Linked DNA regions of Homo sapiens: region 1 is linked to region 2. The links are chromatin contacts, found by Hi-C or POLR2A ChIA-PET in ENCODE. All regions are on one chromosome and are shown on one strand. Each heading gives the region's core, a stretch centred on a gene start or an enhancer-like site at or near the end of the contact. The rest is flanking DNA. Distances are from core to core; before and after follow the strand shown. Region 1 has its middle 27 kb from the start of MTIF3. Region 2 overlaps USP12 (ubiquitin specific peptidase 12).

What was found. A loop is a pair of places that touch in the nucleus more often than their neighbours do. ChIA-PET counts read pairs that join two places held with the same protein, here RNA polymerase II (POLR2A). Pooled maps may share reads with other maps.
Region 1: a pooled map shows a loop between it and region 2 (2.7-fold over the local background). The contact joins two enhancer-like sites. A Hi-C loop is called at or near these places in 2 of 50 pooled maps. POLR2A ChIA-PET finds 5 or more read pairs at or near these places in 2 of 52 experiments (H1 and activated CD4-positive, alpha-beta T cell).

Annotation. Positions count from the first base shown.
Region 1 is chr13:27,475,471-27,480,259 of GRCh38, reverse strand. No RefSeq gene overlaps it. Among named protein-coding and RNA genes, the nearest start is that of MTIF3, 27 kb to the right of the region's middle. Within about 2 kb of position 2,904, at least 5 of the 41 ENCODE cell types and tissues checked have a DNase peak (open chromatin) inside an H3K27ac peak, as active enhancers do.
Region 2 is chr13:27,128,407-27,133,072 of GRCh38, reverse strand. The region is part of intron 1 of USP12 (ubiquitin specific peptidase 12); the gene reads left to right. The region is part of intron 1 of USP12-AS1 (USP12 antisense RNA 1); the gene reads right to left. Among named protein-coding and RNA genes, the nearest start is that of USP12-AS1, 5.2 kb to the right of the region's middle. RefSeq lists a silencer at 1,853-1,902 and an enhancer at 1,933-2,002. Within about 2 kb of position 1,717, at least 12 of the 41 ENCODE cell types and tissues checked have a DNase peak (open chromatin) inside an H3K27ac peak, as active enhancers do.

The sequences.
Region 1 (4,789 bases), core at 1,655-4,154, 350 kb before region 2:
TCTTGGGGACGCCCCTCCTGAGTTAGAGGATTTCCCCTTCCTGCTTCTCGGCCTGCTGACATTCAGGACTTTCAGTTGGTGACTTTGGGAAAGGGAGAAGAAAGCCCCTACCTTGCCCAGGGGCAGACTAGTTTTCATATGAGCTTCAGTTATAAAGCTGATCCTCTCTGGCCCCTGAAGTTGTTCTCAGTTTGGTGGAACTTGGAAGCAAGGGCTGAGAGGGACTGCCATTCTGAAACTTCAGTTCCCTCATTTATGAAAATGACTACGAGGTCGTTTTTAACTAATGTAATATTTTCATCTTTGTGATCTGGCACAAAGATGATATAGACTAGGAAAAAATTACCTGGCATGATTCAAGTGCATCCTGCTAACAGGCAGGGGAGTAGGGTGGGAGGGAAAGGGACAAGCTGGCAGCTCCCAGGCTCTTTGACCCAATGATAGGTGGTGTCCAGTCTGTAGCTTCCCTGCCCTCAGACCTGTTACTCCTCCTTCCCCTGCCCTGCTTGGTATCACAGTGGGATTCAGGGGCAGCTGCTGCCAGCTGGGTTTGGCATGGGAGGTGCTGGTAGAAGACGAGAGGAAGGAAGGGAGAAACCAGGACATTCCTTCCCTCCCTCTGTGGTTTCTTTAGCCGTGGGTTTACCAGAAACGATCAGTCCAAGTGCATGGAGTGGCTTCCTGCTGGTACTAATCTCTCAGTGGCTTCATGGTCCCTGTTGGCCTCTTAGCTCTTCCTTCATTTATGAAGCCAATTCTTAAATTTATTTTCCTCATTTTAAATATTTGGAGATATTTTCATTTTCCTGGTTGGACCTTGACTGCTAATATCTGCTATGATCTGAATGTGTCCCTCAAAATCCATATGTTGGAAACTTAATCTCGATGCAACAGTGTTGGGAGGTGTTTGGGTCACAAGGGCTCTGCTCTTTTGAATAGATTAATACTGTTTTAAAAGGGCTTGACAGCAGAAGTTGGATTCTTTTTCACTCTTCCGTCTTCTGCCACGTGAGGACTCAGCAAGAAGGCCCTTGCCAGATGACAGTGTCTTGATCTTGGACTACTCAGCCTCCAGAGCTGTGAGAAAAAAGTTTATGTTCTTAAGTATTCTGGTATAGCAGCACAAAATAGACTAAGACAGTATTAGTTTGATTATGGCCTTAAAGCCTGGGCATGGAGGTATTCCATCTGCTGGATTGAGGGCTGCTCAGGGCTGAGTGTCAGAACTAGGAGATGGCAGAAGAAGAGGCTGTGTGTATGTGTGTGTCCCAGATAAACACCAGTAAGAAAGCCATGGCATTGGTAAGATCATCCTGCATGGCCAAGCTCCTCTCCTCTTCCATGTCACCACTCTATCTTTCCCTCAACCTGGAATATTAATGTCATGTTCTATTTCTCCAATGCCTTGCTCTAAGCTAGCTGTTAATTAATTCCTCTGAAAAATTTGCCTGATGACTACTTAAGAATTAATCAGTTTCCAGGGTATTTTTATAGAGGAAAAAACATTAAAAGATTTTATTTTATAGAAGAAACAAAATAAAAGGTTACTCTTGTAACCTTTTTTGATTACAAGAGTAATATAGGCTTCTATAGACATTTTGAAAGAAAAAATAAAAAATAAACTAAAAACCAATGATAATCCCAGCCACTCAGAAGAAGCTTTCTTAACATTATGATGTATCAGTATGAAGTCTTTTTTTAAATTGCATATATGCACAAGCCTGTGTGTGTGTTTGTGGGTGTGTCAGGGTTGGTTGTATTCATAGCTAAGATTATATCATATATGGTTCTGTACCCTGTTTTATCACATAAGAATCAAAGGCTCTTTGAAGTCAGAAAGTCCCCCTACCTCCCACCCCAAAACATGAAATTAATTCAGCCTAACAACATCGAGTGGGTTCTCTCCTATGTTTCCCTACGAAGTGCTGGTACAAAGGAAGAATGAATTGGAAACACGCCGACATCACCATATACAGACCCCAGAAGAACGATCTTGTGTGTTTGTGTGCACAAATCAAGTGAGAAACTGTAAAAAGGTGCCATTGGGAGGAAGTGGTCAGTAGCAGAATAGGACTGTGGGGTGCCCACCCCATCCACCTGACCCTACCTGGCAAAGCAATGAAGCATGCTCTCCCAGAAAGGGTGGTGTAGAAACCCCCACTTCAGCCCCCTCCTACACAGAATAACTTCTCCATCCAGAGGAGATGTGTCCTCAGTAATAAGTGTCTTTTGCAAAGAACGCATCCGCTGCACAATTTATTCTTAGGTTCTACCTAGTATCTGGCCCGTCTCATAGATAACAAGCATAGTATCGTGTACTGTGTGCATACAGGTAGAATTCACAATTTCCTTGAGATTTTGGGGCTTCTGAATCCAGGAGTAGATCATCTCAGCTTTATTTTGTTCTTCACTAAAAAATAAAGCATTTTGGATGTGGCTATGGCATACAGTAATATATAGCAGGCAGAGGAGACACGAATAAAGACTACCGCCTTAACAAAGACGCTGGTATCACCCCTCTTTCTGTTGAGCTCCGTTTGACTGTGAAATGTTTAAAGGAGAGAGGCTAGGGTGATGGCTCAGGAGATATTATGTTAATGAAAAGCAGGATAAATGCGCAAATGATTTGCATAGAAGGAACCTGATCTAGCTGATATTTGAAGAGGAAGTCCTGGGGGAGGTGCCCCACGTAATGGGCCTTTCTTTGTCAGCCCTGGATCTGAAAGAAGTGTCTGAGCCTAGAAAAACAAGTTCACAGTTTCCGTCTCACCCAGTGAATGCTTGCAAGACTCCACACCAGTGTTTCCAATCAGAGCAATGATTCTGCAATTGTGTGTGTACTTGTACTAATGTTTGCTCTAGTAATGACTAATAATGGCGGGGGCACTGCCCCTGGAGGCCGGTGACGGGGCCAGCTGCCCGTGTGTGCAGATGTTCGTGGTTCTGAGCTCAGCCTGCTCAGGACAGTGTAGGAAAAAAGGGATTCCTGAACCACCGTGATCTTACACAGTCATATTGAGGCTTTCTCCTGCTGGGTGTCATTCCAGTTGTAGTTCTAGGGAGAATTTCACCCCTGCCCCAAGCCCTTGCTCCTGTATCCACAGCTAACACCAGGGCTTATGGCTCAGGACAAGGTCAGGTGGTGGTAATGCTGATGGAGCTGAGGTAGGGCATTCAGGCCTTGCCAAGAGGGTTTCTGGACCTTATAAGGTACCCAAGGCCCCAGACCCTTTCCACCATTCTTCTCTCCAAGGGAAATGCTGCTTTACGTGTCAGCCAATACAATTCAGGGTAATTATGGGAGCAAATGTGTTCTCACCCATATCTCCCTTCAGACTAGATTTAGGGTAAGAGAAAAGAAGGGCGGTGATGTTGCTGAGTGTCTACTATATGCTGGGTGCTGTGCTGGTGTTTTATTCTCTAAATTCTTCAAGCAATGGCCAGGCACAGTGACTCACACTTGTAATCCCAGCACTTTGGGAGGCTGAGGTGGGCAAATCACCTGAGGTCAGGAGTTCGAGACCAGCCTGGCCAAAATGACGAAACCCCATCTCTACTAAAAATACAAAAAGTTAGCCGGGCATGGTGGTGCATGCCTGTAGTCCCAGCTACTTGGGAGGCTGAGGCGGGAGAATTGCTTGAACCCAGGAGATGGAGGTTGCAGTGAGCCAATATTGCACCACTGCACTCCAGCCTGGGTGGGAAAGCAAGATTCTGTCAATCAATCAATCAATCAATCAATCAATCAATAATAAATTTAGCCTGCCTCCAGCCCCATGCTCCTTCCAACATTTATTCTTTCACCACATTCACATCTGTGGAGCGCCGCCTATCTGTCAGGCATTCAGGACTGCCGGGGTGAGCTAAACATTGGGTTTGGAGTCCACCGGCAGAAACAGGGGTCCACCGGCAGAAACAGGGGTCCCCCACAGAACCAGATGTGTAATGACAGGTCTGAGCTGTGCTGGGAGGAAGCACAAGGGGCCCTGAGAGAGGAGGCTGTGCTTCTGACTTGGATGGGACCCTGGGTTTGGATTGGACTGGCGTGAGGAGTTAACCAGGTGAAAAGCTGTGGGAACAGCTTCCCAGGCCCAGGCCCCAGAGGAATGAGAGGACACTGGGGGCCTGGGATGGAGGGAGGCTGGTGATCCTGCAAAGGGGGCACAGCCTGATGGCTTTTTAAAGATTTGGGCCTCATCCCACCTGCGGTCATACAATCAGTCTTGCGTTTTTGCAAAGAACATTCTAAAACCACCCAGTGTCCATCAACGGATGAACAGATACACAAAATGTAGAGTATGATTTAGCCTTAAAAACAAAGGAAATCCTGTCACATGCTACGACTGGATGAACTCTGAGGACATCATGCTATGCCAGGCACAAGGGGACAAACACCGCAAGATTCCACTTATGTGAGGTACCAGAACAGTCAGGTTCCTGGAGACAGAAAATAGAACGGTGGTTGCCAGGGGCTGGGGAAGGCGGGAATGGGGAGTGGTTGTTTAATGAGCACAGAGTTTCTATTTGAGAAGATGAAGGGGGTTCTGGAGATGGATCATGGTGCTGGTTGCACAACAAAGTGAATGTTCTTAATGCTGCTGAACTTCAACTTAAAAATGGTTAAAATGGTAAATTTTATGTTATGTGTATTTTAACCAGTTTTTATAAACAAAGAACATCCTAGCTGCCAGGTGGAGAACAGATTAGAAGGAGGGTTAGATCGTGAAAAACAGAACCAGATATGACACTTTCAGGAGTGCAGGTGAGAGATGATACTGTATTCATCTCC
Region 2 (4,666 bases), core at 468-2,967:
AATAATTAATAAGTGTTAGTTAACAGCTGACCCTGGGCTTCTTGAGAGAGCCCTGGTGGAAGCTTGAGTTTGGAATCAACAGTTCATAGTAGGAGCATGGCTGTGTTGCCATCACCATGGTAATTAAAGAAGTTCATTCAGAATAGCTGGCTCAATGGAGCCTCCTTTCTGTCCCCTTCAGAGTGGCTGGTTTGCCAGGCTTTCACCTTTAGGATAAGGCTAGAGTCATGGTCTTGCCAGAAAGTGGGTGATCTTTTGTCTGAGGAGTGCGTGAGAGTGGAGAGAGCAGAGAAGAGCTCATACATAGCACTTTGGTTTTTACAGCAGACACAGGACAAGGACATTCCTATTCTGAGTACTGCTCTTCTTGTTAACGTGCCCACCAGCTCCTCACACACATAGAACTTGAAACCAACGATCTTTTAGGACAGCCAGACCTACGCAAATGCAGAGGAAACCCTCTTGAGATACTTACACTAACCATCTTTCATTCACAAAGCCGTACAGCCAACCAGGGATTTCCAGACACTTGAGGACAACCAAGAGATTGGAACATGGAAGAGTCTCCTTCGAGGGGCAGTAATTTAATGAGTGAGGGCTATATTTCTGTTCCTTTGCTTTTTCTTTTTCTTTTCTTTTTTTTTGCCTTCCTGTACTGCTTTTTATTGGAATGATATTTTATGTTTTGCTAGTAACCTATACATTTTTTAACATGTGTAACTAAAATTTTCTTGTTTGAAGTTACTAACATTTCTACTGGCCCCTCTCTACTTCATAAGCCAATCTCCTTTGCACACATTAGCTACCCTTCAAGTATCTACTCTTTCTAGTTAATTGCTTTTTGAATACACCAAAGATAAAGCATGGAAGATATAATTATAGAAGCTAATGTAAATGTTATAATCCCTGAATATATGAGTAAGTGGCTGGGAGGTGGAGGAAATGAGGGATAGCAGGAAAGGTGAATGTGCTTATTTCCTTTTGTTTCATAGCCCGGATTTCTTACGTGCTATATGAGAATTGGTAAATCTAGCTAAAGATTTAGATGTAGAACCAGTAGAAGCACTAGAACAATACTCTACCCAGTGACACGTAATAAAAATTAGGAGGTGGCCTGTGGAAGGAGAGTTGGGAGGTAGTGTGTGTGTCAATTTCTCTTCTTGCAAAAGCACAGAATTAAGAGCTGTTGACTGAGGCATGCAATATATTATTTAAAGTTATGATAATCATTATTAAGAACTAAAACCGTTAATGGGTATTGTCTCCAGGGAAATGAACCTTAAGAGAGGGAGTGGTGAATAATACTTTGAGTTTTACACCCTCTTTACAGTTTGAATTATTTTTAGATTGTGAACTTAGAGTACTTATAAAATAAAAGGTTTTATACAAAGCATATGAAAGGGATTTGGTGCTTGTTCTGATATTTTAACTGTCCATAGGAAGCTAACCTCAGACTTTTACATAGGTTAAAGAGTGGTCTCTTTTCCATTTACATAGTGGCTTTCAAAACCAAGTGTACTTGAACAAGGTACTTCACTCTACTGGGGCAAGTTTCCATCACGTTGCTCACTTTGGTAAAATGATTACTTAGAAAAATCCAAATGACTCATGTTTCTAGTCATACCTTTACATAATGCTTTACGTTTTACAGCACTTTCACATTCACTATTTGATTTCTGTAACCCCGAGGTAGGCAGAGTAGGTATTTTCCTGTATGATATGGTGAGGAAACTAAGACTGAGAAAGTGACTCACCCAGAGTCACGTGGTTTGAGAAGTGGTGGTGGAGCTCACTGCTCACCCTCTCACCAGGAGGGTTTCACACCTGTGCAGCCTTCTGGCCTGCTATGGCTAAAGTGTCTCTTACCAGTTCTTACCTTTCTTCTTTGTAATGTACCCACACTCAAGTTCCCATATTGACTGCTTCCTGCATTCTGAATTTGTATTCAAATTGTGTTTAACATATGTAAATCTGTGCTTATTTTAAAAAATGAATTTTACTGCATTTTGAAAATGCCACACATAAACTTTGAGTGTCATTCAGCTCTTGTTATTTCTATAGCTGCACAACACTATTCCTTCCTTACTTTCATGAACTGATCTTTTCATCCAGAATTTTTCTGACACCCTTGTTTTTAAGCGTCACGGCTTGCTGAAGCAAAGTGGTGGAATTTAAATGTTGTTGCCTTCAAGAATTAGCTAATCTTTTGGACTTGTGATACTTGTGTAATCTTTTTGGACTTGTGATTTGACCTCATTTGATCCCTGCAGAAATGGTTCTCATCCAGGAAATTTGAGATTTCAACAAGTGACTCACTGAAAAAACCACGTTAGTCGTGGGGAAGTAAGCGTGCTCAGCTCTTGTTTTGGGACCCCAGTGTGATACCGTTGATACGATTGATTTAATAATACCTTTGACTAGTCATTCCAGTGTCTGGAATTCCTCAGGGATGGTTTCTGTCAAATTCTTTTTTCCTGCAAATACACCATATTTTCCTTTTTTTTTTTTTTTGGCATGTTTTGTGATTTTTTTTGTGTGTGTGTGAGAACTGAACAGTTTGAATGTTGTAATGTGGTGACTCTGAAAATCAGATTCTCCACCTCCTCAGTGATTGCTTTTTTGAGGCTTGCAGTCATCCATTTGTATAATGACTTTTCTAAACCAGTTTTGCAAAGTCTGTATTCCTTGTTGTGTGTGGTCACTGAAGTTTCTGTCTTACTATCTCTGGACAGCTATGACTTGATAGAGATTTAGTATAATGTCTGGATCCCCATCCCCCTCAATAAAGGGAAAAAAACAAGAAAGGTTGCAGCCTAAGGGGACAGAAACAAAAGCAAGAATCTGTGCTGTTTCCCCAGGCTACTGCCAGAACTGAGCAAAATGCACAATCCTAAATTGTTGAGGGCAAGGTTCCCGCTGCCAGCCCTGTTACTAGGCAGCTGCTCTAGGAGGTGGTCCTGTGCCCGCCTCTGGGGATGCTGAGGAGTAGGGAATAGTAGCTGGTTTGCATGCTGTGCTCTCTTCTCCCTTCATCAACTACTGCCCTGGGTGTTTAATGTCTGATTAGGTTCTAAGGTTCAGAATAGTTGATTCTGATGTATTTTTCAGCTTAATGGTTTTGGTGGAAGGACTAACCCTGGGAGCTTTCTACTCTGCCATTTTTCATGTTGGTCACTCCACTCGTATGTTTTGGATGTGACCGTGCTTCATGCCAGTTGGCAGCCAGTTCTTTTCTACTTCCCCACCATTTATCAAAGAGTGGTGCTTTCTTGTTGTTGAAAAGACCGAAACTACATTAATGGAATAAAGTTCTTTGCAGCATTTCTCTAACATCCTTCACAAAAATTATGCATACATTTATTTTTATTTGCTATTATTATTATTAAGAGATAGGGTCTCACTCTGTCGCCCAGGTCATAGTTCACTGCAGCCTCGAACTCCTGGGCTTAATGATCCTCCTGCCTCAGCCTCCCGAACAGCTGGGACTACAGGCGTGCTCCACAACATCCTCTGTAGAGACAGAGTCTTGCTATGTTGCCCAGCCTTCTCTAGAACTCCGGGCCTTAAGCAGTCCTCCTGCTCTGACTTCCCAAAGTGCTGGTATTATGGGCATGAACCACTGCACCTGGCCTACGCATAGCTTTAGAGTGACACTGTCATTTTATGAGCTGTTGATGGTGTGGTTACTAAGAATGGTTTTTATTTTTGCAGAACTTAAAAGTTGTTTTCAGTTCTTCCACAGTTTTATAGCTGGAAAATGGTAAGAGAGAACCACATTTTATAGGTCAGGGGAATCGAGGTCTAGAAAACAGGACTGGCAGAGATGCTGCTTTGTTCTTTCCACTTAACTGTGGTTTAATATAATATTCCTGTTGTCTCAGTGACACGGAAAGAGCTACAGGTCACTTTCTTATTGTGGTAAGAATGAAGAACTCTTTCTAGATAGTTCACAATATGAGTACTTTTTTTTATTTGAAGTGTATGGAATATTCCGAGTATTTGATAAAACTATGTAAGTTTGATGATAATTTGCTTTTTATTAGGGTGAGTCAGAGTCTGCATATGGAATCTGGAGTATGAACTCCGTTACTATTAAACTAAGTCAGTCCATAATGTAATTTGTTGATTTTGGTTTCACTTGAACTTAATAATACCTTGTATTTATATAGTGATTTTCTTCTCAGGAGTGGTAGGTACTTTACAGATACTTTATTATACTGTAACATAGGTGCTGGGAAAAATAGAAGCGTTCATGTTTTTATAAGTGGAAAAGCATCAACACAGGTTTTCTCACTGAGCATAATCACAGAAATCTGTTATCCAAGTCAGGTGTCTGAAGGGTACGCAGGGTGGCAATCCAGGGATCCTTGCTTTTTATAGAGCTGAAACATTATTTGGTGGAATAGATATAGAAATTATCAAGAATATGGTAGAAAGAGCTTGATGAAACATTCTTGTAATTTGTTCACCAAAGTGGGTGAATCCCTGCATTGAAGACAATGTGAAGATGCTGAAAAAACACATCTTGCCCACCCTTTTTGCCTTAGGTAAGGTGCCAGTTACGGAGTTCAGATATAGTTATGTTTTAAATGTTAGCTATCCATGAGAGTATTTTATTAATTTTTTGAAAGTTTTTTGTATTGTTAGGAAAGTAGGATCTGTAAAG